7 separate regions of the Mus musculus genome follow, and regions 2, 3, 4, 5, 6 and 7 are each linked to region 1. A link is a loop called in an ENCODE intact Hi-C map of the cell type or tissue named here. Cell type or tissue: left cerebral cortex. All regions are shown on one strand.

Region 1 (4,000 bases):
TTACTAGTGACTCGAGGATAGTGAAGAGAAACAAGAAAGAAACTTAGACACAAGAAAGTCAGGAAGACAAAAGAAAGGCACGGAGCCCACAAGAGCCTGGGAAACCGATGAGAGACTTAGGAGGAGGGGGCGGGGGATTTGAGTCTACAGACTCCGGAAAACCTATTAAGGCGTCCTGGGAGAAGGTCGCTGGGTCCTTCAGGGTGGGAATCAGGCTGTCCGGGTTGAAGCCTCTCGGGATTAAGAGCTGAAGAGAAACCACAAAGGTTCATTGTTTTATTTGTGCCTTGACTTGGCTCCTGACCATCGGATCGCTGGAGTTCTGATAAACGTCCTGAGCTCCCCCTACTGGCTGCCCTGAAGAACGTTACCATCTGGATCCCAAGAGAAATAGGATTACGTAACCCCAGCTTTGACCACTTAAGACTTTTATTTTCTTTCCCAAGGTCTTGGCTTTTCCAAATCCTGCTGCCTAATGCCAGAGCTTAAATGCCCTGACTGATTGCCAAGGTCCCAAGGCCCAGAGGAGGCAGTTATGAAGGGGCCATGCTAATGGGAGGGCATGCAGGAGGGTAGCCGAACAGACTTTTTTTTTTTTTTTTTAATATGTGTCACGCAAATAAAAGTGCTGCAAAAATTCCTAAAAAGGGGGACTTTTTCTGAACTTTCATCTTCTTGCCTCAAATGTGACGCTGGCATTAAACAAGGCCTCTTTGCTTAGGGGGCGGGCCTGCCGGGTCTAGATAGGAAGCCATCCAAAATAAGCCATCCAACTCCATAGCAGCGAAGACGCACCCGGCTCTCCTTTCCTTCCCTCTCCCCTCGGTCTTAAGCTCTGCAAAAGACAGGAAGAACTGAGAACAGCAAGAGCAGAATGTTCTCTGAAAGACAGAAGAAAAAATCTCTCTCTCTCTCTCTCTCTCTCTCTCTCTCTCTCTCTCTCTCTCTCTCCCTCTCCCTCTCCCCCCTCTCTCTCTCTCTGTGTGTGTGTGTGTGTGTCTGTCTGTCTCTCCTCCCTCCTTTCCTCCCTTCCTTCTTCCCTCTCCTCATTATCTCTTCCTTTCTCTCCCCTCCCCCTCTTTGTCTCTGTCTCCCCCTCCTTCCCGGCCTCTCCCCCTCTTCTCTCGTCTCCTCTCCTTAAGGTTGATATTAAACAAGGTAGAAGCCCTGTCCTTCCTAAAGGACACAAAGGCTAGCCTTCTGTATGAGAAATGCCAAGTCCAGAGGCAGCGGTTGAGGGAGAGACAAAGAAGGACCTCCAGCGTTGAAGCAACAGGAACAGAATATAGGAGCTAGCAGCTGTTGACTGGAGCAGCCACACCCGTGGGGAGTGGTCCTGGGTTAGCAAGGGAGACCCCTGGGCAATAGGCAGAGGGTATGAGCATCACGTGAAGGAGGGGCAGATTTTCAGATGTGTGACTAGGATGCTTGTTCCCCCCGAATGGACCGTCTTATGCCCCCTCCCCTTCTCTTCAAAACCTCCTCTTCACAAATTAGCAATTTACCGGGAGAGGCACAGTGGCAGAGGCCAGCCTGGTCTGCAAAGTGAGAACCAGTCTCAAAACAAAACAAGCAACTTTCCTTTCATAAAAGAGCTATGCCTCTTTCAGGGTCCCTAAATGTCCCTAAAACATTGTTCAGGGTGGTAGCATGAGGTTATTTTCAAAGGCTCTGGGCAAACATCCAAAGGATTCCTTTTCTTTTGTTAACCTGAAGGCAAACCACCATTGGTTCACAGCCTTGCAGGGAGCAGTGCAGCTCTCCGGAAATGGCCACTTGCTCTTTCGTTCCCTCAGGACGAGGTAGCCGCCTTTCCTTTGTCCTTCTGCCAACCTCCACGTTTTCCTCTCACCATCCAGCTGGTTGACACTGGCTCCTCTTCTTTCCAGGGCTGACTTTGTGCTCTGGGTCTGCTTGCAGGGTGTTGATGTAGGAGGAGAAAAAAAAGAAAAGTGTTGTCATGTGTTCGTGGGATCCCAACACATCTGACACTCTGCAGGGATCTGGCTAAGCTAAGCGCATATTCCACAGAAGTCAAGGGGACCCTTTATTCTATCTGCAAGACACCTTTGCAAAATTCCTGGCAAATTGACAGCCTCCAAATTATACCTCCCGTTTTGAATAGCCCTTGCTTATTGTCACCGTAGAAGAGGATTTGGGGGACTTGTGAGTCCATGGGAGCAGAATGGCCTTGACAGACACTGCAAAATACAAATAATATTTATTGCCAATGAAAGATTCACAACCGAAACTAGTCAAGCTCTGCTTCGGTTGAAAGGGGGTAAAAAACAGGCAAAAGATAAATGCTCTGAGCAAGATGAAATGTCTGTGTTGCAATAGCTGAATGGATTGTAACATTTTCTAACTTGTTAGTCATAAGGTAGAAGAAACCTACTCAACTGCCCCTGCTATGGATGCCTGCCGATCATGGCCAGCAGGGGGCAGGTTTCAGTCAGAGATGGGAAATTATGGAGCGCACAGCCCTGTTCCAAGCTTGTAGACTGTTTATTTGGTACTATAAATTTCCCCTCTCAGTGTCTGCTTCACACACCACCCCCAGGAACCATAATCCAAGGTTCTTCATAGGTTCAGGGAGATGATCGTTCAAGTAACCAGGTCCTTGACATAAAATTGTCTCTATATATTAAGAGCTTGGTAAAAAAACAAAAAGGGTGGTTCTGTATTCCCCCCTCCCCCCACTGGGTGCCGCAAGCTGCTGTTACAGTCACTGCAGTGGTTTGTCTCCTGGGTCTAACAATGCCACCCAAAGCCTGTATGTTTGAGCTGGAGTGTTTGACTCAGAAATGGTAGCACCAGTGTTACAGACCCAGTGGACACCTCTTGTGTCGTTCCCTTTGGAAAAATCCTGGGACTGGAGAGAAAGCAAATGTTTCCTTAAGGTCTGGGCCAGCCTCATGCTTCAATCCTAGGTATATATGCTGGAGAACTAAAACTAAAACAAAAACATGTCCACCCAAATATCTCTACACACAGATGTTCACGGCACCATTGTTCATCATGACCCCAAAGCAGAAATATCCCATCTGTCCCTTGGCCAGTTGCTTATCAGGACAGTGAATGCCTCAGTCACAAAAATGGAGTATTGAGCTGTTAACAAGGATGACCCTTTAACTCTTTAAGCTAATTGAAAGAAGCGAATTGAGACATGTTGTATTGTGTGATTCCATTTATACTTCATAGAAACAGAAACTAAATGTGTGGGTGTCCGGTGCTTGAGGAAGGGAGAGGGAGACATGGGGAGGAACTTAATGAGAAGCAGACTTCTTTCGGGGATGCTGACAATGAAATGACAAAGTGTTGATGCTCGTGAATGTATTAAAAATGGCTGGATTATGCTGTTTAAGAAAGAGAATTCTCCATATAAAAATATTATTTCAGAGCCGGGCATGGTGGCGCATGCCTTTAATCCCAGCACTCGGGAGGCAGAGGCAGGTGGATTTCTGAGTTCGAGGCCAGCCTGGTCTACAGAGTGAGTTCCAGGACAGCCAGGCCTACACAGAGAAACCCTGTCTCGAAAGACACACACACACACACACACACACACACACACACACACACACACACACAATTTCAGGAAATTAGTAACTTAAAAGAAATGTTTGAACCATAACAGACATTACAGGAGGGAACTCAGAGGAGAAAGCAAGGAGACTACAGAGAGGATATTTGGTGTGGTGGTTTGAATGAGAATGGCCCCCATAGTGTCATATGTGTACACAACTGGTCCCCAGTTGGTGAACTGTCTGGAAAGGATTGGAAGGTGTGGCCTGTGGGAGGAGGTGTGTCATTTGGGGTTGGCCTTGAGGTTTCAAAAGCTTATAACAGATCTAGTCTCTCCCTCTCCCTCTCCCTCTCCCTCTCCCTCTCCCTCTCCCTCTCCCTCTCCCTCTCCCCTTCCCCTTCCCCTTTGCCTTCTGTTTGCTTTACAAAGCTCTCAGCTACTTCTCCAGCACCACCACACCTGCCTGCCTCTGACCTC
Region 2 (4,000 bases), 68 kb after region 1:
TTGAATCTCAGGGCCAAGGAGCTCAGATGGTAAAGTCCTTGAGTAGCAGAAAGCCCTGGGTTCAGTGCCCTGCACCGCATGGGGCTGGGCATGGTAGCAAACACCTATAATCCCAGCACCCAGGAAGAAGTTCAAGGCTGTTCTTATCTATACAGAGAATAAGAGGTCAGCCTGGGCTATGAGAGACTCTGATTTAAAAAAAAAAAAAGAATTTAATCAAGTCTCAAATCTCATCTTTGGTAAAGCTATTTTTGTTAACCCCTTTTGCATCCCTTATAATATAAACATCTAACCAGAAACCCATTAAATGACTTTATTGCCATTGTTCTATCTTATTGTTTTAGAGGAACGTATAATAGATTGGTTTGGACCATTTTCTATTGTTCATATATCTTGTAGGCAGGCATTTTGTCTAAGGAAGTTGTCTGAAGGGGGAAGTTGAAGTTTGAGTGTGAGAGCCAGGAAGAGATGGGAGGAGATGAATCTCAAGCAAGGCTTGGGGTGAAGATTTACCGATGGGTCCCAGGTCAGGTAACTCAAAGTGGACACCATAGACCTCCAGGATGTAGCCCCTGGTCTCCTCAAAGACATCGACGCTGAATCGCATTCCTCTCTGGAGGACAGAAGCGTGGCATCATCAATCATATTCTTGCAGTTATATGCAGAAATAAAGTGCTTGTGTTCCCAAGGATGCTGTTCCAGGTGAGCAGATTAAAGATGGGCCACAAAGGAAAAAAAATCTAATTCCTAATCATACCAATAATTAATGTCTTATTGGGTCCAGAGATAACAGCAGCCCCCAGTTAGCCACAACTCAATATATTTGTGAATACCTTCACCGTCTCCTGTCTCTGACACAGCCTGAAGCAGACTACTAACACTTAGGGAAAGGAAGTGGTAACCACTCTCTGCTTGGTGATTGTGCGCTATATTAAACAAAGCAGGCACCAAGCCCGCTTACCCCGAAGCCTTCTGTTTAACTCTGACTCCTCCCTATGGTCGCCCAGACATGACAGAGACATTTTAGGGTTAGAAATAGCAGCAACTGAAACATCTGATTGCTCCCAAATTAGGGAGAAGTGGTGGGGAGAGGGGGGCTCAGAACCAACCTGAATGACGCAGATTTCATTGGGCTGCAGGGACATCTTGCCAAACTCGGTGTAAATGAGAAGTTTCCCTTTCTGGGGAACTGGGAGGAGAGGGGAAAAGACCGTGTAGTAGTGAGCAATCCTGTTCAAAGGAGAACCCGAAAGCTTAATGCTTGTATTTGCTTGTTATTGCGAACGAGGGGTCTCTTAGGGGTGAACTGTATTCTGACAATGTCAGTTAGCTATTTTACTGCCTACAAGATTTTGAAAATTCTTCAAAATCTCTATCTTCTTTCCCACTTTGAGGAGCCTGTAAATATACACTTTTGTGAATTGACCCAAAAGGGTCATAGAAATAGCACAGAAAACTACTCTTTTCTGACATTTCAGCCAGAATGCTGGCATTTGCATGTCTGCTGACTACAGGGGAATGTTCACTCCTGAATACTAAAACTAAACACCACAAAACCTCTCACGGGTCTTAGGTTTTAGATGGTCTCATAAAATTTGTACCCGAACTGTGCGTGGTCGTTGATGACAAATGGGCTTTCCTTCAGAGAGTTTAAAAGCAAATAGAATTTTCCTAATAAGTTAGTCACGTTAGGAATGCCATTTCATTCCATTGCCAAGATCTCCCACACGGGAGATGCCCAGCAGAGACAGCCATAGGCAGAAAGCCCAGAATATACGTTGGACACTTTGAGGTACACTAGGAATCTTTTCCAGACCACCAGTGGTGTCTGGACCTCACTCTTGTAGACGGGGGAATGCAGGCAAATAAAATACAAAAACAAAACAAAACAAAACAAAACAAAAAAACCCAACTGGAATATAGCTTGGGGCTAGGGAATCAGTCAGTCTTACCAACCAGGAACTTACCAATCAGGAAATCCCCATCTGAGTTGTAAAAGCACCTGAAATTTACAGAGTACTTTCTGTGATTTTCAGCCTTAACACATTCTGGACAAGTTTATTCATTCCGCAAATTATTATTTAGTGCCTACCATGAACCAGGTGCTGGGTATAAAGTGATCAGCGGAAGCTTCCCTGTGGAGCTTAGAGTCTGACAGACTTCCACAGGAAGCACACAATTGCGGACTGCCCTAAGGGCAAAGCGCAATGATGCTGCGAAAGTCAAGTTCAGGGGCATGAAGGAATAGGGACCTGAACTGGTTTGGGGAGACAACAAAGGCCTCCTGCCCACTGATGAGGCTTTGGACAAGAGATCTGTTATCATCTAGGCAAGAGGAGAAACTCCTGGCAAAAGAAGAAGCACGTTCAGGCGCTCTAAAGCAATGAGGCTAATGGGGCTGCTACAGAGAAATAAAGGGAAGCCAACGTGGCTTATGTGGAGTTCGTGCGTGCGTGCGTGTGTGCGTGCGTGCGGGGGGGGGTGTGGGGGGGATTGACCTCATACAAGGCTAGACCCAAAGGGAGGTCTCCAATGCTTCCTACCAGGCTGCGATCTTGGCCTTGATTCATGACTCAAAAGTGGAACAGCTAAGGGAGGAGAGATGGATGACTCAAAAGTGGAACAGCTAAGGGAGGAGAGATGGATCTTCAGTTAAGAGCACTTGTTTGTTGTCTAAAGGAGCCAAGTTCTATTCCTAGCACTCCCATGGTTGCTCACAACCACCCCTATCTCCAGTGCCAGGGGATTCAACTCCCTCTTCTGGTCTCTACAGGCACCAGGCACACATGGTACACAGATATATAGGCAGGCAAAATATCAATATGCATAAAGTGAAATATAAATAAAAACAATCTTTTAAAAGTTGAATAGCTCGCATACATTAATTAAGTCAGCAAGATCAGAATTCAGTTTGAAGAACAAAAGTGTAGTTCGAGGGCAGTGGTTCTCAACCTTCCTCACGCTGTGACCCTTCAGTAAGTACAGTTCCTCATGTGGTGGTGACCACCAACCATGAAATTATTTCGATGCTGCTTTATGACAGTCATTTTGCTACTGTCATGAATCGTAATGTAATGTATATCCTATATGCAAGGTATCTGATATGCGACCCTCAAAGGGGTCTTAACACCTAGGTTCACAACCACTGTCCTAGAGGTTGCATCCAAAGCCGCCATGATGGTCTGCTTTCCAAAGAAAAGGCAGGGATATCATTTACTTTTTAAAGGAAAACAAAACAGAATAGAGAGGCCAGTGGTACAGCCGACCATGTAAAGGCATCTGCCACCAAGGCTGAGAATCTGAGTTTGATCCCTGGGACCCACATGGTAGAAGGAGAGAAGTGATTCCTCAAGTTGTCCTAGTTTGTGCACATAGGTGCTGTGACATGTGTCCTCCTTAAAGACCGCAGGATATGAGCTAATTAGTATGCGGTACATTAAGCTTGCGCCGAGCTGCTAAGCTCTTAGCAAAAGCCAAGTCTGTTACTTTGCCTACAGAACTGCTCGTGCAGCTTGGCTTTGGACTTGAACCCTAGCAATCCTTAGACATTAACTCTATTTGTCCCCAATCTGCCTACGTGAGCCGCTCCTTCGTCACAAGGCCCTAACCTTTCCTTTTCTGCCTACACTGTTCCTGACATTCTTGTATATGTCACAAGAGTCTGTCAAAATAGAAATTCATATTTAAAAAAAAAGATTTTATTTATTTTGTGTATATGAGTACAATGTCGCTGTCTTCAGACACAACAGAAGAGGGCATCAGATCCCATCACAGATGGTTGTGAGCCACGATGGGGTTGCTGGGAATTGAACTCAGGACCTTAGGAAGAAGAGTCAGTGCTCTTAACCCACTGAGACACTTCTCCAGCCCCCTCTTAATTTGTTGTTATCAATGAATACATATCGACATTTCTCTGAGAGGGGAATAATTATAAAAGAACTGTGTTTGCACACGAGTTTACTAGGTCTTCACTCTCTGGCTAATAGATACTTAGGGGATG
Region 3 (4,000 bases), 570 kb after region 1:
TCTCAGTGTGTTAGGAGAAACAACAGCTTTGCAGCTTCTTCACCTACAGTTACTCAGCTCCATCTTAGGTGGTAGTACTGTGTATCCACACAACCCAGGTATCAGAGATGATCATCAACCAACAGGTTGACCATTGTCTCTCATATGCAAGATTCCAGGAAGCATGTGCTAAAAAGTCTAGTATTTCTATCTACTGGCCTGAATAGTATATCTGTCTTCCTGAATAGAAGACATCAGTAAGGTCTCATCTAGAAACAGGACAGAGGGTATAGCGTGGGGGAAACCTGTGGGTATGAGGAGGGATATGAGAGTCTGAGGGAAGTGAGGAGGTTTTGATACAACCAAAACAGAATGCCTTTATTAATATTTTTTTTCTGGAAGAGTGATAGTCAGCCTTGGCTGTATATAACAGTCATTTGAGATTTTTAAAATTCCAATGATTTCAAAATGTCTTAGACTGGGAAAGGAACTCAGTATTCTTGAAAGCTCTAAACATGGGTCCAGTGTCCAGCCAACCTTGGGTAACCACTGCTTTATGAACTGACTAAGAAAGACTCTTGCCTTCATTGGCTGATTCTTAGCCCCTTCCTAGGGACCGGGGAAGACAGAATGTAAAAGAGACAGTCTTATCTTGATTGGCATTTATTCTGTGACTCTCACAGAACAAAAGTGAGTGTACATTTCTAACCAGTCAACTCCACTAAGTCTTTGTAACTCTGTAATATTACTGTGTGACTTGATTTCAGTTATTTAAGTCAAGGATGTAAATTTTGACTGTCTTTTAGATAAGACACTAGAAATATCATAAAATCAGCAGTATAAAAGGCTAAATGGTAAAATTAATCTCAATATCTAGACATTGGAAATTCCCCAAAACACTCACTAAATCCTCTGAAGTTTATTAGGCACCCTTCTCCAGGAGCAGACATGTTGAGAGGCGCCTGCTCTGCTGTGGGTGTCCTGCTGGACCTGAGGTTAGCAAACAGGGAGAACAACTCTTCCTTGTTTTATTGCTATTCCTAAAGCTCCCAGGGCCACTTGAATTTGTTCTTTGACTTATGGGGTATGTGCATAAATGGAAAAATCATAATCTGAGAACAAGTGCCCTGAAAAAGTGCTCACACTCCAGCAAGAAAGAGTCCAGCCAGTGGGAGGCAATGACACAAAAACACTCCGAGTCCTCTCCCTCACGCCACTTCCCCTCTCATCTTGGCCCACTGTTCTCAACAGCAAAGCCAGAAGATGAACTAGGTGGTGGTTTTGGATAGTTGTACACAGTATCAAAAATCTCTAATAACCTATCACGTTTAGTACTGAATTATGCGATGTTTTACTCTAGGAAATAACAGACAGGTGACACCATTGATGAATCTTTCTCTCATCTTCAGAATTTTTGCATCTTTTCAGAAAAGGACAAATTACTATTTTTCTGTTGCATTCAGCAATTGTGACTATACCTAAAATTCTTGTAGTCTGTAGAGATATCAATAAAATTGTATATGTTTGTACATAGATGCTCTCTTATGTCATGATGTCATATACTAATGATTTTTGCCAAGATTAAATATATAGAGGTAAAACATTCATTTGCAAAGTGTTAACTGTAGTTTTACCAAGAATGGATGTTTTTAAAAGACATGGAGGGGATGAAGAGAACACACTGAATTGAGCAAAAAGCAGAAAACAAAATCTAAGTTCCCTAGATGTATACAGATTCTGTTTAAATTTATGGATTGACTCGGGTTAGAAATACCTATTCAGATTTTCTATCAAATTGCAGACATGTGTAAGAGTTTAGTGAAAATTTAAAGACAAACTGTAAGGCTATTGATTAACTGGGACCTGCGGTGGAATAAATATAAAGGCAAACTTGATAACAGTGCCCACAAGACACTGTGGTGGTGCAAGGACTTACACCTCAGGGTGGCCTTGACCGCCTTCCTGCTTTTACAGCTCAAGCTGGAAGAATGAGTCTGCTGTGAGTTTATGCTTCCATCTAGTGGTCATGGAATCCTCTGATTTGCTCTGCTCTCACCAGCTGGTTGATTCTCCTTCTGGTATTTTCCTATATGGTGGCCTTAGCCAACTGATCGTATTCTTCTTCCAAAGTTCTAATTATCTTAGGAAAATTCTTCCTCCACCACAAGCTTTCTTCTATAGCTGAAAGGAACGACAACTAGCCTTGGGCTAAAAAATACTTTTGAGTAAAAGAAAAAGGTATAGGGCCTTTTAAAATATAAATGCTAGTCTCTATTTCAGATCTGTCTCAGCAGAATCAGTTTGTCTTTCTGTGATGACAACATAAGTCCACAAAACTCTGTTCTCCATTTTCTTCTGCTTCCCCCCCCCCCTCGTCTCCCTTCCTCTGTCATTCCGTTCCTGCCTCCCCTGCTCCCTCACTCCCATTCAACAGGACTTCCTTCCTCAAGCCGCTCCTGCCATCTGCTCTATTTAAAGGGCAAGCCCAGCACTGGGGCAGGTTAGCAGTGGCAAGCTCACATAGAAGTGGGTACCACAGGGGTGAAGTAAGAGGTGCACCCACAGAGCTGAGCGGGGGGAGGGGCAGCTGAGACTTCCCTGGTCAGTGACCTTGGAATTTGAGGTCGTCTTTGAAGCAGGGCAGAGGCAACCCCTTTGGTTCTGGAGGGTGGCCACATTCAAGGAATTGAGCATTTAAATAAATTCATTGAGGACATGGGAGCCAAGTTTCTCACAGAGACTGCAGAAGGGTATACAATTAAAAGAAAAACCTAAAATGCTTTAAATTTTGGTGCTTCTACATATAGCACGGTAACTGGGGCTGTAACTTTTATGCTCAAAATGGATAAAGAAGAGGACTTTTAAGTGTTCCACCACAAAGAGGTGACAGTTGAGGGGGTGATTATGCTAAGGATGTACAGGACTATCAAATATTCCCTGTCAGTATAGTTATTATGTCTCAATTTAAAATAATAAAACTTCTTAAAGAAGAAAAGGTAGGAAAACTCTTGTAATGTCGAATACAATTGGTTATCAGTGTGAACATGATTGTCCATATATATATATATACATATATATATATACTATACATATTTATATAATTGTATCTATATAAATAGCTATATACATAGATACACATATAAATATATATTATATGTGTGTGTATGCATGCTGAAAAGGTGTGTATATGTTGTATATAAATATTTCCTAATTCTGAACACTGAATAGACAGAAAGATACAAAGCAATCAAGACAATTAATGCTGGATTATGATTTCCAAGTATTCTTTCCTGCTAATGGGCTAGAGCATCATGAAGAGTGACTGGTTCAATTCTGGAATATAGTCTGTATCAGAAGGTGAAGTATTCGATGAAAGATAGCTACGTTTCAGAAGCACTCAAAAACAGCTTGAAAGAGCTTACACAGGCCAAGTCAAGGATAATTTAACTATAAAACATAGTAATAGAATAAAATAGGAACCCATGAATTCACACTGATAATAAGTAAATATGGAAGAGAGAAAGTTATTCACACAATCAAATGCCAGCTAATAAGTGTAAATGGAATTTAAAAGTTGCTGTTAGATAACCATTGTTATAATATGTTGGGCGGTATATACCAGTTAGTGCTCAAGCTAATGGGGTGAAGTAGGATCTCAGTAGAGAATGATTTACATCATCTCCAAGTGTCTTCAAAACTGTTAAACATTAAAAGACATTTACACCAAAAAAACATGGAAGATACCATATTTGTTATTGAGGGACCAAAGTCCTGTCACCAGTGATGGGGCAAATCAACATCCTGTTCTGCCTTTGACAAGAACACAGCATCCCTGCCAAGATGCAAGCTAGGTCTCGTCCTGTGGAAATGTTAAATAGAACTACACTTGGCAATTTCTAAATACGGCTGCCCCCTAGGAAGTTTGGTATAACAAAAGATGAGGAAAGACAGATATTCCAGATCTAGGAAGCCAAAATCCATGACAACTGCATGTAATACATGATCATAGATTGAAACATTT
Region 4 (4,000 bases), 390 kb after region 1:
AGGGGAGGTCCCAAGGCCTGACACCATTACTGAGGCTAAAGTTTGAAAATCTTAAACTGTTATTCTAATCTTGGACAACAGTTCAATGATGGATATTAGATGGGACCTCTGCCAGTTTCTCTTTACTTAACCACCATTAAAGAATTAGTTCACAGGCTAGTTCTAGTTCTGTTGGGATTTTCTTCCTGTCTTCTTTCTGTTCTATAAGGTCTGTTCACACCTCCTGTCTCAGGTTTTATCACTGAACCTGGCAGTTCTCAGATTTTACTTGTTAACTGAGGTTGAGGTCACTATGTCATATTGAAGTTTTCTCATGTTTGAGGCTCTTAGACTGTTTTCTCTCTCTCTTCCTGTGATTCAGATATGGTGATTGTATTACTTCTTTAAAATGAGTTCCTATTTATATTGAAGATTAAATAGAAAATTGATCATTCACTGCCTAGAAACATGGCCATCAAGTTATTTCCTGTGTAATATTAGTAACTATCCCTTGGAGACAGCTATTCTAGGCTTCAATTTTTAATTAAAGATTCCCAGTATCATGTAGGTTACTCATTAATTAGAAAAATCAATTTACTTTGCAGTTTCTTATGTCACAGCATGCTTCTAGTGTTTTTTAATGTGATATGCTTGATGCTTTCTACAGGATAGATAACATTTGGTTCAGAGAGGTAGGATATTGAAACATTCAATATGGCAGCCTGAGAATATGTACTGAAAAGCCTGGCTGTTTACTGTTGACTCTTAACCATAGTGCTCATAAGCTTCACTCTTATGTGTGTTATAAGATAGAATCATGTGAATTTACCATTAACTTTTTAAAAAGTATATCTGTTTGCCTGTCAAAATTTTGTTCAGCTTTTATGATAGTCTATTAGATAATCTTCCAAGTAAACTCTAGGAAATATTTGGTGCAGTAATATGTTCTGGCAAGTGATTATCTGTGAACTTATTGTATCTAGAAGGGGCTTCTGAGATGGTTCAGTAGTTAAGAGCACTGGCTCCTCTTTTTTTAAAAAAAAATTGGGTATTTATTTCATTTACATTTCCAATGCTATCCCAAAAGTCCCCCACACGCTCCCCCCACTCCCGACTCCCACTTCTTGGCCCTGTCGTTCCCCTGTACTGAGGCATATAAAGTTTGCACGACTAATGGGCCTCTCTTTCCACTGATGGCCGACTAGGCCATTTTCTGATTCATATGCAGCTAGAGACACAAGCTCCAGGGGGGTACTGGTTAGTTCATATTGTTGTTCCACCTATAGGATTGCCGATCCCTTTAGCTCCTTGGGTACTTTCTCTAGCTCCTCCATTGGAGGCCCTGTGGTCCATCCAATAGCTGACTGTGAGCATTCACTTCTGTGATTGCTAGGCCCCGGCATAGTCTCACAAGAGATATAGCTCTATCTGGGTCCTTTCAGCAAAATCTTATTAGTGTATGCAATGGTGTCAGCGTTTGGAAGCTGATTATGGGATGGATCCCCAGATATGGCAGTCTCTAGATGGTCCATCCTTTCGTCACAGCTCCAAACTTTGTCTCTGTAACTCCTTCCATGGGTATTTTGTTCCCAATTCTAAGAAGGGGCTCCTCTTTTAGAGGTCCAGAATTCAATTCTCAACAACCACATGGTGGCTCATGATCATCTATAAAGGGATCTGATGCCCTCTTATGGCCTGCAGATGTATAAACAGACTGAGCACTCATACATTTAAAAAGAATGTCCAGAAGAGCACAATGAATTCAAATTAGAGAGACTAATTACAATGTTAGTAGATGAATCATTGAATTTATTATTTCATACACAGTAGTCCTCATGTCTCTAGATATTGAACAGGTCTCAGAGCTGGCCAGAAAGCCCATTATGAAGATGAAGATAGAATGCTGAAACTCAAGGAAGTCTTGATATGGTGGCACATGTCTGTGATTCCAGCACTCCTATGTTAAGATGGGAGGGTAGAGACAAGAGAAGGGAAAAGAAGGATAGCTAGCCTGAAGTATGCAGTACTATGGCAAGTAAGAGAAATGCTGCCTTACGTGAGGTGGGAACAGTGGCCCAGTACCTGAGATTGTCCTCTGACCTCTACATTCACATACACTCACACACACACACACACACAGAGATAGAGACAGAGAGAGAGAGAGAGAGAGAGAGAGAGAGAGAGAGAGAGAAAGAGAGAGAAAGAGAGAGAGAATAAAGTGATTCTCTGACCTTAACAGTTTTCCTCCTAATACATAATGCCAAGCATCTGAAGAAAGTACAGATAACTAAACTACTACTTCACCACGAACTCTGAAATTTATGTTCATTATGTACCTAATTTGTCTTTAAAATGACTTTTATTTAAATAAATAAACATTGGAGCTCAGTGAGAAGATACTAAATTTTGTAACTGAACAGGAATGGTTTGTATCACAGTTTTTCCACTTATACTTGTTAGTATAAGTAAGACTTTTTTATGATGGACTTTGGCAATTATAAAGCAAATAGGTTAGTCTCATGTATACATCAATAGACATAAACTTAATATCTATAGAATAGAGGTTTACAAGTTTTATTGTATTTTGTCTATGATATATAAAGCACTTAGAATTATCCCAATTATATTAGACAATTTTAAATTACAATGTAGAATGGTTCCATTCTCAAAGTAGATACCTAGTCACAGTTTTAGAAAGATTATAAGAACATGCCTTTGTCATTTTGAGTACATGTGACTATTGTAATTTAATAAAAAACTGAAAACAAAGTTCAATTTCCTGTTACTGAAAAAAAAATCACTGTAGTTTCTCCTATGAGAAACAGAAATACATACTTGTATTCAGAATGACAAATAGTGCTGTTGCTCTCTTAGAAATGGTGATTCAAATGATAGTTACCAGAAGCTAAGCCAAGGAAGAAGGAAGGGTGTGTGGGGAGTCTGGGGAAGGTGGATTAATGTCAGATATGTAAAGGAAGCTCTGAAATACTGTCACACAGTATGACCATAAGTGACAATAATGTACACCACTTACTAATGCTGGAAGCAAAGGTTCCATAAGCCTTCTTCATTTTGAAGTGTTAAATGATTTAAATATTTTCAGTGTACATATGTCTCAAACATCATTGTTCCCATTATTATCTACAACTCATATTTTTGTGCTTTAGTCAAAAAATTGAAACTAAATATGATGTAAATCCATGCCTGTAATAAACATGCATTTAATAATGATTGTCATTATTAATTTTAGTATTTTTCTCCTATGTTCTATTAATAACGAAATGCTCTCTCGGTACATAGGTTATTCTATCATTTATATAACTATAACTTTATGTTAGTGTGATATGTGTAAGGAAAATGTACTGATCAACTGTAAAATTCAGATATTTTAATTGTAATTTTCTTTCTTTCAGAATTACTTACTGTCATCTACCTTTCCAGAGTAAATGGCTCTATGTTGGAACAGAAAGAGGAAATACACATATTGTAAATATTGAATCTTTCATTCTTTCTGGATATGTCATCATGTGGAACAAGGCAATTGAACTGTGAGTTTGAACTTACCTGTCACTTTATCTGACAAAAGTAGTGCATGTGTTATGTGACTTGTGGGGTTATAATTAGTTAATACATCCATTACTAATGTTTACTTAATTTAAATGATATTGAATGAAAACCACAGATAACTTTAAAATAGATATAGTTGAGCTAATGTGTTTTATTTTTATGTAAATTGTATTTTAATTACTCTCCATTTCTTAAGATGCATTAGTAATATATGTTATTTCAGAATCTTGTCATAATTTCTGACAGTTATGTTTTGCTAGTGACATTTTCAGGGTTTTGAAAATTAATGTTAGAGACAGAAAATATACCAATATGAATATAGTCATCATCTTTAAGTGGCAAAACAGCATAAAATTTTCCCCTTAATTTTTGACATAATATGAAATATCTCTGTTTTTGTCATTTATTTATTTATTTATTTATTTATACTCCAGATTTTATTCTCCCAACCCTG
Region 5 (4,000 bases), 510 kb before region 1:
AAAACAAAGCCAACAGAGCCCCTGAGGCCACTGACATAATAAAAACACCAGGGCTGACACAATCATACAACATAAATTAAGGACTCTTGAAAACACCTTGATGGAGAGCGAGGAGCTGGTGTTCATGTAAGAAGATCCACGAGGCAGGCAGATGGGACAGAAGCAAACTCTATTCACACTGGCAGCTAAGGTAGAAAACAGTATGCTGATAGAAATAAGGGCTGCTCAGTGAACAAAGGTCAAGCTAAAAGTCTAAAACCTAGGGAGACCCCATGACAACAGAGCAAAGCCAACACCACAAGGAAAAGACATTTTAATAACCACTACAGCTCAACTTTGAAAGGCCTAGTTGTCACATTAATTTTTAATAGGTTTAGAGAGCATTTTACCTGATTTAACACAGCTAATGTTTTAAAATTGGACAGCTTAATTTTTTTCATTTTATGGATAGCATATTTAATAAGGACCGTATCACTTCAGAAACAGAATGAAGTTCAGTTGGATTTTAAGAAATAGGATTATTTTAATCTCCAAGAAACTTTGATGAAAGATACCTATTCACAAAAAAGAATACTTACTTATGAATTCCGTATAAATGAAGTCCCTCAACAACGTGAACTCGTCACTTTGCTCTATGCACTTTTCTCTAAGCACGGCAGTGCAATGTCCTAGTGAGCTCTTAATTGCCAACCTGACACAGCCTCAAGTCACCTGAGAAAGGAGTCTCAACTGAGGAACAGCCGGGATGAGACTGGACTATGGGGTATTATATGGGACTGTTCGTTGACTGATCCAGGAAAGCCCAGCCCAATGTGGAGGCACCACTTGCTGGGCAGGCAGGTCCTGGGCTGTGTAAGAGAGCCAGCTTAGCACGGATCTGCCAGTAAGCCGCCAAGCAGCATCCTTCCAAGTTTCTGCTGTACATCTTTAGCTATGAATGAGCTTCCTGGTCAGAGGTAATGCTGTGTGAGAATGGAGTAAACAGGCTTGTCACCAAGTTTCTGCTCTGACTTTCCTCAATGGCAGACTGCGACCTGGAAGTGTAAGCCAAATAAATTCTTTTCCCCTGAGGAGCTTTCGGTCAGCGTATTTTTTGTTTTGTTTTGAAATCACAGCAACAGAAAGGAAACTAGAATATTCACGTAGTAAAAGAGGAAGGAGAAATAATACTTATCACTCAGAGGTGGAATCACACTTCTATTGTAACAGAGTTTATGATCTGTCCATCTATGCAGAAAGTATCTTTTCTTCTGCCCATCATTCTATACTGTAGAGATGGGCAGGATGAATGGAAAATCAGGGATCTATCTGCTACATCCCTTTGGGATGTTTGTTCATCCCTTAAACAAAATCGTTTCAGCTAGATCTGGCATTGTCTACATTTCTTACAATATTTTTTCACCCACGAGTAACAAATTGACCCCACATGGAAAACATCAAAACAGATGCCAAACTGACATCCTGAAGTAAATAAATAAATAAACAAACACCACAGAAAGTATCTATAAAAAGCTCTGAAAAGGGTGTTTCTTGCATAGGTTTTTTTTTAAAAAAAAAAAAAACCAATTTTCTTATTTTTTGAGATAGTTATATCATTCTCCCGTTCCCTTTTCCCCCTCCAAACCTTACCACTTCCCCCACCCTTTCAAATTTCATGGCTTTGCTTTAACCTTTCACACATAGACAGGGACAGGTGTTGGGGGGGCGGAGCACACAAGAGCACTCAGTCAGAACGATGTTACTTGTATTACACATTGTCAGAGATAACCATTTGGACTGGATATCAATTAAGTATGCTCTTCCCTGAGAAAGCTATCTCTCCTGCTCTCAGCATTCCTTAGTTGCCTGTAGCTCTTAAGCTAGGGTTGAGGTCTCCTGAGCTTCGCCCTCTATGGCTGTCTAAAACCGACTGAACAAGGACTACACTACATCACAAGGACAACAGACAAAACAACTACAATAGGATACAATGCATGCAATGCATTACAACTACAATACTCAGAAGGGATTAGTTGCTTTTTTATGGCTCAACACCAGAGGGCACCAAACTTCAAAGAAGGAGCTGCAGGTGTAGCCGTTTTGTTTAAGCTGCTGTGTAGTAAAGAAACTATATTAGAACTGGTACTCCTCTGCTCAAAATCCTGCAGTGGCTTTCTAACTCCCTAGAATATAGTATGCACCTACTGCCCACAGCTCTAGGTTCCTCGTTCCTGGTACACTCAATCTATCAGCCCTGCATTCACAACCACAAGCTGTATTTAAAACAGGCCTGTCTTCAGGTAAACTGCTAAGCATTACCTTCCTCTTTAAATAGTTTATGTGTTTCCATGGTGAAGACTCAGTTCAAGGGTTAGATTCTTAAGAAGAAGCCTTTCCAGATAGCACTGCAACAGAAACCCAGCGTCTGCACACTGCTCACACTGCTCAGTTACCAGAGATGACACAGCCCACTCCTTGGTCTCGCTTGTTTCCTCTAAACCTACCTTTGAGCTCCTTCAGTTCAACAACTTCTACATTCCAGGCCCAATCCCAAGATAAAATCCTTCACTAACTCAATACACGCAGCTACAAGGGTGTATACCCTGAAAGACTTTCTAAAAGGATAAGGGGTGTGCTGGCTAGTTCTATGTCAACATGACATAAGATAGTGTCATTTGGGAAGAGGGACTCTCAATTAAAAACAATACCTCCATAAGACTAGCCTGTAGAGAAGTCTAAAGTGCATTTTCCATGGCTGAAGATTGAAATGGGAGGACCCATGTCACTGTGGGTGGTGGTACCACTGGGCTGGTGATCCTGTGTGCCATAAGAAAGCAGGCTGAGCAAGCCATGAGCACAATCCAGTAAGCAGCACATCTCCATGGCCTCCACTTCAGTCCCTGCCTCTAGGATGCTGCCTTGAGTTTCAGCCCTGACTTCCCTCAGTGATGGAGTGTGGCCTGAGAACTGCAAGCTGAAATAAAGCATATCGCCATCCATTTATTCAATGATGATGACATCACCATCTGTTTCTTGAACGATGACACAGGCTGGTGTCATTCACATCTTGGCTACGACAAACAATGCTGCAATGACTATCCGAGGGCGCAGCTTTCACACTCTCAAGTATTCGGGATAGATACTCGTGCAGGAGGGGACTTGATCATGCTATAATTAAACATTTGTCTTCTAAGGAACCTTCAAATATTTTTCCATACTGTCTGTGCTAATTCACAGTTCCATGGATTGTATAAATGTTCTCTCCTCCACAAAAGTGTAATAAGAAAGATAGATTCCAACTTTATTCTTCTGAACATACATACCCAGTAGTCTAAGTACTACTGCCTGTAATTACGGTTTTCTCACAGTGAATTCTCTTAGAATACATGTCAAAAAAAAAATCAATTGGCCATAAATGTAAAGATTTATTTCTTGGCTCTCAATTATATTCCATTTCTATACGCATGCAAGTTCTACATTCTCTTACTTACTGTAACTGCATGATTAGTTTTGAAACTAGGAAGTGGAAGCCTTCTAATCTATTCTTTATTAGAACTGTTTTTAGCTATCAGCCTTTGCTTCATAAACTTGGAAACAAGTTCTGTCCTTCCATAAAAAGGTAACTATTCTGTGATTATATAAAAAAAACCATATGAGCACCAAAGTAAAACCATTCATCTGCTATATATTTGCAGAAACAAAACATTAAAAAAATTCCAGGTGAATCTCAGCCTAAGCAGAATATTCAAGAAAGGGCAATGTCTGAAAATCTTGGGGTAAACAAACCCCCAAATGAATACTATTTCTGTTTCTGCAATTTTAAAAGTAGGAACCAGAGGGGTTAAGGACACCAAAGAAAACTCACAGAATCAACTAACCTGGACTAACTGGGGCTATGGAGAGGGAACCTGAATGGGTCTGACCTAGGTCCCCTGCATATGGTTGTGTGTACCTTGGTCTTCTTGTGGGACTCCAGGGAGCAGTAGGAGCAGGGCTGTCTCTGACTCTTCTGACTGGTTGG
Region 6 (4,000 bases), 140 kb after region 1:
CATTTATACCACCTCTTCCAAGCCAGGGAACATCTAACAAATTGTTTGAATACCTCCCGTGACAGGATCCATGATGCCATGCTACCATACTCAAAGGACTTTGGTGCCTACATGTAGGTCTGAAAAAAGCAGCTAACCACATGGTCCCAGACTTATCCTCTGAATGACGATGATGGTAATTCCACTTGCTTTCCTTCATCATGCCTATTAATTTTGAAGCAATGCTTCACCCCCTTTTAGATCTATTGGGCTCAGGCAATCTTTTCATTAACACTAAAGGGCACCTCTTCAAGAGCTAGGTGGAGAGGAAAGAGATGAGTCTTCTATTTTCATGGCTATGAGTCTTTTATTTGCGGGTGTGGAGTCACTCATTCATTTACCTGGCTGTTGTTAATTGTATCAAACACTTGGGAAATCTCTTTGTTGTGCAATGTTATATATAGACCTATCATTAATATTTACTTTTTATTATAAAAACTCTATTACCAAAAACTGAGAAAGTATAAAAAAAAAAAAACCAAACAACAACATCACCTTAGAGCACTATTGCCAGCCATATGACTTTCTCTATTATACCATGTTGTTATTGTGATCATATACAAAGTGTACTTAAAAACAAACAAAAGAACCGCATGGGGCTCAGTGCTTGCCCTACAAGCATGAGAACCCGAGTTGTGTTCACAGAACTGACACACAGCAGCCAGGCAAAGAGGCACACGTCTCTAATGTCAGTGCTGGGGAGGCAGAGAGAGGCAATCCCTGATGTTTGTTGGCCTGACAGCCTTAGCCTAGGGGCTCCAGGCCAAGGGGAGAGCTTGTCTTAAAGAAGGTCGGCGGCTGTAGTGGCTATTCTTGGTTGTCAGCTGGACTATATCTGGAATGAACTACAATCCAGAATTGGAGGGCTCACTGTGATCCTGATCTCGTGGCTGGGAGATTCAAGTTTCTGACCTGGATCTTGAGGCATAGTGGCTATGAATCCCAGGAGACTAAGACAAGGAGATCTCTGAGTTCAAGGTCATCTGGGACAAAGCAAGTCCCAGCACCAGGCAGGGAGGCCTACACCTTTAATCTGGGCTACACCTTCTGCTGGAGACCTACTTAAGGACATTGGAAGGAGGAAGATTCTTCTTCGTTTGCTTGCCTTGTGGGACTGAGCAACTGCTAGATCCTTGGACTTCCATTCACAGCTGCTGCTGACCATTGTTGGGGAGTTGGGCTACAGACCGTAGGTCATCAACAAATTCCCTTACTATAAGAAACTACCCATAAGTTCTGTGACTCTAGAGGACCCTGACTAATACAGTGGCAGAGGCAGGTGTATCTCTTCATTTTAGGCCTGCCTTGTTTATATAGTGAGTTTTAGACTAGCCTGATATACATAGCTAGTTCTACGTTAGTCAGGACTACTTAGTGAGACCATGTCTTACCCCACACCCACTCCCCAGCAACAAAGCTTGCAGTGGAAGAACTGGAATGTTTTTTGTGGCTCCTGGTAGGAGCTCTCCCCTCTCTGGAACCAAAACTTCTAGGCCAGCAGAACCTAGGGTTGTGGGGACAGGAAGCAAAAATTTTCCTAGAGGGTCACTAGGAGTGATAGTGAGTGGAACTAGTCCCTTTTCCACCCATAGACTCCGCGCCCCCCACCTCCCGCCACGCCACCACGTCGACAAAAGGAGCAAAGTCCTCTGGGAAGTGTAGTTTTAAGGTCTTGAAAGGAATTTCAGCTGTCGACCTAAGCGCTAGGCAGCTGGGGGGGTAAACAGCGAAGAGAGAGCGGTGTCGGGAAGCTCGGGCGTGTTGGTAGTCCCAGACGTGGGTTAAGCGGCTCACCTGAGTCTCCCAACACCAGAACCTTCACCCGATCCAGGGACGCCATCTTGCCACGATTTCCTTGAGGTTGACGCCCGTTCCTGGATTCTCACCAATCAGCGCAGGGCTTGTGGGCAGGGCAAATCATCTCATTGGTCGGTCAGAGCGTGACTGATCGAAAGCTTCGGGGTGCGGATTAGCGGGCGGTTTCCAAACCGGTCGCAGGAATTAGGCGTTCGTCCTTGTCTCGCAAGTGGCGTGGGCTGGCTGAAGCCGGTAGTTGAGGTGCTGAGGGCGGCTGTAGTGGGAGTGTTCGAGCATCCACTTGGGTAAACCTCATTCTCCCGTCCTTGTTCCCGGTTTCTGACCTGGCGTGGCATTTCATGGTTTCTTCTATCCGTCCCCTTCCTTGTCTAGTCCCCTCTCCTCGGCCACCTCTTGCTTTGGTCCTCTTCTTAGTCTTCTAAAGAACCATTGCCCCGGAGCGGCCCATGTGCGACCTCGGGTAGGACGGGCTTGGCGGCGTCGAGTGTGGCCCGGGAAGCCCCTGGGCGCGTCTGAGGGACTGTGGGGTCTCGGGGTCTGGACATGTCTGAACACAGCTGGTGGAGGGCACCTCGGTCCGGAGCTGTCTCCGTCGTAGGACGAAGGAATGGAGAGTTCGTAAAATACAGTAACAGAAAACTGTAGAGGCTCTGTAGGATCCACGTTCTTCTAGAACTTGGGAAGTAGTATTTAAAAATAGTCTAACTAAAAGGGCTTCCTGCACCCACTTTGTGTTTTTTTTTTAAATCCCTTTTCATCCAGCATAGTTTTTTCAAAAATCACAAGTTTAATGTAGTAGCTCCTTGCTTAAAGCAATTACAAGTTAAATTTAAAAAGAAAAAAAAAAGATGGCTTATAGCGCTCATTATTGGGATGCAGGTGTGAAACAAGTGATTTGTGTGGAAGCTGGCAGGATGGATATGCTACAAGAACACGTGCCCAGAGGATGTATTGAAAGTTCAGGTATCTCAGTAGAATATGCTAGGCGCTAGCATTAATGAACAAGAGGCCTTCGAAGTAGAAACTGTACAAATTCTGAGGAAATGCGAGGGAGAGTGTTGGATGCCACTGTTGGGGATTTGAGAAGGCCAGGAAACATTACCCAAAGCCTAACTACAGTAGGAGAAAGGTTTGGGCTTAGCTTTGAGGACTGAGGGTGGATATGAGGATGACTTTGCTAAAAAAGCAGAGTGGTTTGAACTTTTGATTCTCCCAGTTCCACACCAGGGGCACAGTGGTCCTTAAAAGTTTTTACAACTAGAATCTAGGTCTGGACTGGGTAAGGTGACGTTGGGAGATGAGATGCCTGATTACTGTGAAGAGAAGAAGATAAATGAAGACCACTAGCTACCACACCAAGAAGCCTCCACAGACAGAGAAGTTACTTAAGTGTCACCTGCCATAGAGACTAGCTAATATAGGAACATGGTCTGACTTTGGCCATTTACTTCCAATCTGCAAGAGGAGTAGGCAGTTGGGATTTATAGGCACCCAAGATTTTTAAATGTCGACAACCAATTCATAAAGTTGTTGAAAACGTTCTGTATGGGCTGTCAGTTTTAGAACTTGATTTAAGGAGCTTTAAGAAGCCCAGAGATTGAATACTCTTGATTTATCTTAATTGGGGATGTGGGGAAGGAGCAAAGCCCTGTGTGAGAAAGGCTCTTTAATTATTTTATATGTGAAGAAATGAAGGCTGTGGATTTTCTGGGGCTAACACTAAGAAGCTGACCTGGGATTTCCAAGCTTCAAACTATTGGCTGGAAGAGTATTGATAACGTCCCTTTGTACTGATTTTCAGGACACCCAGAGGAGTATCAGACAGAGGAAACAGGCTGAACAGCAAGTACTAGTCCTCTCCATGCAGGATGTTCATTTGAAGGATACAAAATGGTCATGGCCATGGGACAGATTAGAGCAATGATCAGGGACTTGTTGCACATTAGAGTAATCTAAAGGCATTTTAAAAGTAGCTGCGTTCCTAATCTGGCCCTTCTATAGTAACTGAAACAGAACTCTTGGAAATGGGGCCCAGTGTTAGTAGACTTAAAAATGTTGCCTAGGTGATTGCTTTACAGTCAGGGTTGAGAACCAATGGTCTGGAGCATACAGTGTCTGAGGTGGGACAGAGGAGAGCAAAGCA
Region 7 (4,000 bases), 810 kb after region 1:
GTCACTTCACAAAGTGCCAGCATCACAAAGAACAACTAAACAGGAAACTCAAACAGAGCTCCAAGTGAAGGCCAAGCTTCTATAAAACAGGCAAATAGAAGGGCACTCTCCAAGTTCATGCTCGACACACCCTCCCTGCCGTATGATCTGACACTTCCCTGAAGAAGTACTGCAAAGTCAAATAAAATGCCTAGCGCTGGAGAGATGGCTCAGCGCTTAAGAGCACTGGTTGCTCTTTCAGAAAACATGCATTTGGTTCCTAGCGCCCACACAGTGGCTTACTACCATCTGTAACTCCAGTTCCAGGGGTACTATACACATACTTAGTGCACAGACATACATACAAGCAAAACATCCATACAAATTAAAATAAAATTTACAATAAAATGCGAGCAAAAAAAATTTTAAAGAAGTTTTTCTCAAAGCCTTCACTGTTTATTGACAATTACTAATTTAAAGATATGTATCTGGTAGGTAGTGTTTCACTAGGAATTATACAAGAAATAGATGGCACATCCCTAGCCACAGAGACCATAGTATAACTTGCACAGGAATAGAAGCAAAAGAGTCAAACAGCACAAATGGGTGCCTCTGTGTACCCACTCCCATTCCTTTCTCTGAAATCTAAATCACATGCCCACAAGTCACTGAGGCATTCATGTTCATCTCATGCATTTTTGATTGGCTCTCTGTGGTTTTAACGTCTTAATTTTCAAAGTGATCTACCACCAGCCTGAAGAGTTAATAGGTCAGTATTGCTACAACAGCTAGAAAATCCGTATCAAGATTAGGATAGACCTTTACAAGCAGAAATAACATTTCATAATACAAAAAACCTGATTTTTACTAACTTAGAAATAAATGGTACCTACAGCATATATACATACCACTGCCTACCAAACAATGCTCCAGGCCTTTACATAGAACTTATTTATCCTCATTGTTTAATTTTATCCAAGGACACTAAGAAGTAGATACAATCAATAGCTCTAATTTTAAGATGAGTAAACTAATATGCAGGGAATTTGTCCAGTGACACAATTCTACAAGTTTCTTGGCTGGTGGTGACACACAAAAGCCACCCCCTTTTTTTTGAGTAACTTCCTCAACCCACTCTTCATCCAGGATGAAAACAGGGATGTGTGTGGGGGGGGGGGTGGGGGGGTACCACATTAATAGTGATGTGGGTGACCTTATTTTTCTAGGTATGTAAGCTAAAATAACGATTCATAACAATTAGTATACCCTCAGGTAACTTATTTTTCCACATACAGGCTCACACAGACATAAGCACACTTGGAAACAAAGATGTCCTCACAGCAGTGTTTGACTGTTCATGATCACAAACAACCTAAATGCCCATCAGGGGAGGACTGCTAACTGTATTTCCTTTTTTAATTTCTACAAGGTAAGGCTGTATAGCTGCCTGAAAGAGTAGGGTAGTGTTTTATTCTCATGTTCACTGAAAATGCTCAATATAGATTGAATGTGCTATGTCAAAATTTTTGGTTTCAGATTTTGAAACACGTTGGATTTTGGAGTATTTATACACATATGAAAGAGTCATGTTGGGAACAGGAACTAAGTTGAGACACAAAAAATCATTTAAACTCCATATATATTTTACACAAAGAGACTGACAGCAATTTTACATAGTATTTTTAATAATTTGTGCATGAAGTTTCATGGCAATGAACTTTCTTTTTTATTTTATTTATTTATTTACTTTATGTGCATAAAATGTTCTCTAGGCATGTACAGGTACACGCCAGAAGGGGGCATCAGAACCCATTACGGGTGGCTGTGAGCTAAGGTAGTTGCTGAGAAATGAACTCAGAACTTTCTACTGTTAGCATATGAATACTCATAATACTTTATATTGAGCCCTTCATGATTCAGACGTTCATCTCAGAGCTGCTGTATAATATTAAGTGGCAAAAGGATGTATTATGACTTGCGGGGGCGGGGGAGTATGTACTACTGGCCTTTGGAATGTGTCTTAGGGACAAATGATTTCCAGAATTTCTGGAGTGGGGAATGGAGAGAGGCAAGTAGACAGAATTGTGCTTTGCATTATACCCTTTGGTTCTGGATTTCCATTGATCAAGAGCACATATAACTGAGCCAGGCAGAGGCAACGCTTGTCTCTAATCCAGCACCTGGGAAGCAGAGGCATGGGTATCTGTTTGAGGCCAGCCCGGTCTATAGAGCCAGTTCCAGGGCAGCCAGGGCTATCTGGAACTATTGAAAACACAAACACAAACAAAAACAACAAAAAAAGCAACCCTAAAGTACCTAAAATAAGAAAGAGGATTTCTCATTCTCTTCATTACTTCATAAAGTAGTCTTCATTAAGGGTTGGGGATGTAGCTTGGTATCAGAGTGCTTGCCTCACATGCATAAGGCTCTGAGTGTAGTCCAGTCTGGGTTGTTACTAACAGGCAGTATGTAATGCGCATCAATGTGTCACAAATAATTTATTGCTAGTAGGTAACCAAGAGAAGTTAATGATATATTTTATAAATAAGCATAGTCTCAACATCTCTTTAATCCAAATGGGCTGAGGTGCTGGGAACAAGAGAGTTAAAGGGAAAATCTTCTAAAGATGATTACTTTTAGAAAGGACTATATTCCAGTAGAATGGGAACCCCATTCCCACCCCCCCCCAAATCGTGGAAATCCTCAGAAATGTTGACCATCATCGTGAGAAACCAAGAGGCACATTTTATGTGATCTTCAAATTCCGTCGTGACCGTTGTAGACAGATTTTTTTTTTAATTTTTCATTTAATTCTCTAGTATTTTTGTATATTTTATAATCTGTGGTGTATTTTCAGAGATATTGTTACACTATCCAAATTAACATAAAATTTACTTAATCAATATACTTAGGAATACATTCAAGATATTTTACCTGTAGCATATGCAATTAAGAATGTTCAGAAACTACTTCTGTAGTTAAACAAATGTTAAAGCACAGTGAGGACGGAAGCATCAAACAGTCCTACCAGGATCAAGGAAGTAAAGGCCGTGTAACCAACACCAATGCTTCAGGCCAGGGCCTTCTGGAAGTAAGAGACCTACCATTTGGCTATACTTTTAACCTCTAAAATTTTTTAGTTGTCCTCATTTTTTTTTCTCCCGTGTCTACTCCAAGTCGTCTCATTTTTCTAACAGAACATTTCCTGAATCTGACCCTTTACGGTCATTCCGATCATCCAAACCCTATTTACTCATGTTTCTAGAAAGGCCTCCACACTTTGTTATAAACTCTTGCACAGTCCATCTTGCTCAAATCTGGAAATCCATTCCTTTAATGGAGAGCTTCCAACTATCTCTAAAAGTCAACGTGTTTATCCATGATTTTAAATATCTGTTCCACTCCCAAAACTGTCCTCTCCTCACAGACCAACTGCGGGGCTTTAAATAAACCAGGCAAATATTTCCTTCAATCGCCCTGAGGCTCGTCCTCCTGTTCTCATTCCTGCTGCGCAACAACAAACCCATGCCACAAGGCCACACCAAGGGTTTTTTTTTTTCCTCCAGAACTCCCTTCAACATTCCCTTCCTTCTGGATCATCTCTCCGTCATCTTCCTAACCCAACAGCAGGATCATTCGTGGGCCTCGACTGCGGTAACGGCGACAGCGGAACACTAAGTTTGTTCAGGGCTGGGGCGAGCACAGGGCTGGGGCAGGTTGCCTCTAGCGTCCCCGGCTCGGTGCCCAGGCTGGCTTGCCCAGGCCGCTCGGACACAGGGCCGTCCGTGCACGTAGGGCTGACCAGCTCGCCCGCCTCCGGGGCTCCCCGGGGAGGAACGACCCTGCCGGCAGACTGACTGGGTGTCTGTGTCCCCGGGCCGAGTACGGCGGCGGGCACTGGGCGACCACCTAGGGCGGGCGGGTGAAGGCGGCGGAGCCCGGAGGTGAGGGGCGGGGCGGCCGGCTGAGCCGTGTCCCGAGCCCCTTGGCCCGGGGCTCGCAGCAGAGCCGTTGCGGAGCT

The links. Peaks named below come from ENCODE experiments on the same cell type or tissue, not always from the same donor. Only the 100,000 strongest peaks of a DNase experiment are listed, where the experiment ranks them.
Region 2: a loop joins it to region 1, with 5 times the contacts of the local background. A loop is called at or near these places in 2 of 42 quality-filtered maps.
Region 3: a loop joins it to region 1, with 6 times the contacts of the local background. A loop is called at or near these places in 18 of 42 quality-filtered maps.
Region 4: it touches region 1 in a loop (5-fold over the local background); 15 of 42 quality-filtered maps call a loop at or near these places.
Region 5: it touches region 1 in a loop (3-fold over the local background); 11 of 42 quality-filtered maps call a loop at or near these places.
Region 6: a loop joins it to region 1, with 7 times the contacts of the local background. A loop is called at or near these places in 3 of 42 quality-filtered maps.
Region 7: a loop joins it to region 1, with 4 times the contacts of the local background. A loop is called at or near these places in 3 of 42 quality-filtered maps.

What each region holds. Positions count from the first base shown.
Region 1 is chr16:37,681,218-37,685,217 of GRCm38, reverse strand. Gm35833 (a long non-coding RNA gene) reads right to left here. Exons shown (of 3, transcript XR_876061.1): 1 at 3,998-4,000; 2 at 1,711-1,910; 3 at 1-835. Among named protein-coding and RNA genes, the nearest start is that of Gm35833, 2.5 kb to the right of the region's middle. In left cerebral cortex, CTCF peaks have their summits at 154, 354 (motif pointing left) and 2,432 (motif pointing right); DNase peaks (open chromatin) are centred at 1,242, 1,968, 2,443, 3,172 and 2 more places; H3K4me3 peaks cover 1,331 bases; H3K27ac peaks cover 3,115 bases.
Region 2 is chr16:37,613,365-37,617,364 of GRCm38, reverse strand. Hgd (homogentisate 1, 2-dioxygenase) reads right to left here. Exons shown (of 14, transcript NM_013547.3): 7 at 1,968-2,002; 8 at 1,110-1,189; 9 at 514-613. Among named protein-coding and RNA genes, the nearest start is that of Gm46559, 18 kb to the right of the region's middle. In left cerebral cortex, a CTCF peak has its summit at 2,801 (motif pointing left); DNase peaks (open chromatin) are centred at 1,049, 1,642 and 2,660; H3K27ac peaks cover 3,220 bases.
Region 3 is chr16:37,107,447-37,111,446 of GRCm38, reverse strand. Stxbp5l (syntaxin binding protein 5-like) reads left to right here. Exons shown (of 28, transcript NM_172440.3): 28 at 1-4,000. Among named protein-coding and RNA genes, the nearest start is that of Polq, 98 kb to the right of the region's middle. In left cerebral cortex, a CTCF peak has its summit at 1,997 (motif pointing left); DNase peaks (open chromatin) are centred at 1,986 and 2,526.
Region 4 is chr16:37,290,456-37,294,455 of GRCm38, reverse strand. It overlaps Stxbp5l (syntaxin binding protein 5-like), which reads left to right. Exons shown (of 28, transcript NM_172440.3): 6 at 3,393-3,527. Among named protein-coding and RNA genes, the nearest start is that of Stxbp5l, 93 kb to the left of the region's middle. In left cerebral cortex, a CTCF peak has its summit at 1,662 (motif pointing left); a DNase peak (open chromatin) is centred at 1,665.
Region 5 is chr16:38,195,518-38,199,517 of GRCm38, reverse strand. All of the region lies in intron 7 of Gsk3b (glycogen synthase kinase 3 beta), which reads right to left. Among named protein-coding and RNA genes, the nearest start is that of Gm25617, 40 kb to the right of the region's middle. In left cerebral cortex, a CTCF peak has its summit at 2,038 (motif pointing right); DNase peaks (open chromatin) are centred at 2,039 and 2,963.
Region 6 is chr16:37,537,794-37,541,793 of GRCm38, reverse strand. Gtf2e1 (general transcription factor II E, polypeptide 1 (alpha subunit)) reads left to right here and starts at 2,005. Exons shown (of 5, transcript NM_028812.4): 1 at 2,005-2,141. Rabl3 (RAB, member RAS oncogene family-like 3) reads right to left here and starts at 1,900. Exons shown (of 8, transcript NM_001042499.1): 1 at 1,834-1,900. The coding sequence starts at 1,879. In left cerebral cortex, a CTCF peak has its summit at 1,542; DNase peaks (open chromatin) are centred at 1,687, 1,973 and 2,764; H3K4me3 peaks cover 1,940 bases; H3K27ac peaks cover 2,027 bases.
Region 7 is chr16:36,875,292-36,879,291 of GRCm38, reverse strand. It overlaps a transcript of Golgb1 not described here. Among named protein-coding and RNA genes, the nearest start is that of Golgb1, 7.7 kb to the left of the region's middle. In left cerebral cortex, a CTCF peak has its summit at 1,773 (motif pointing right); DNase peaks (open chromatin) are centred at 233 and 3,638; H3K4me3 peaks cover 1,081 bases; H3K27ac peaks cover 792 bases.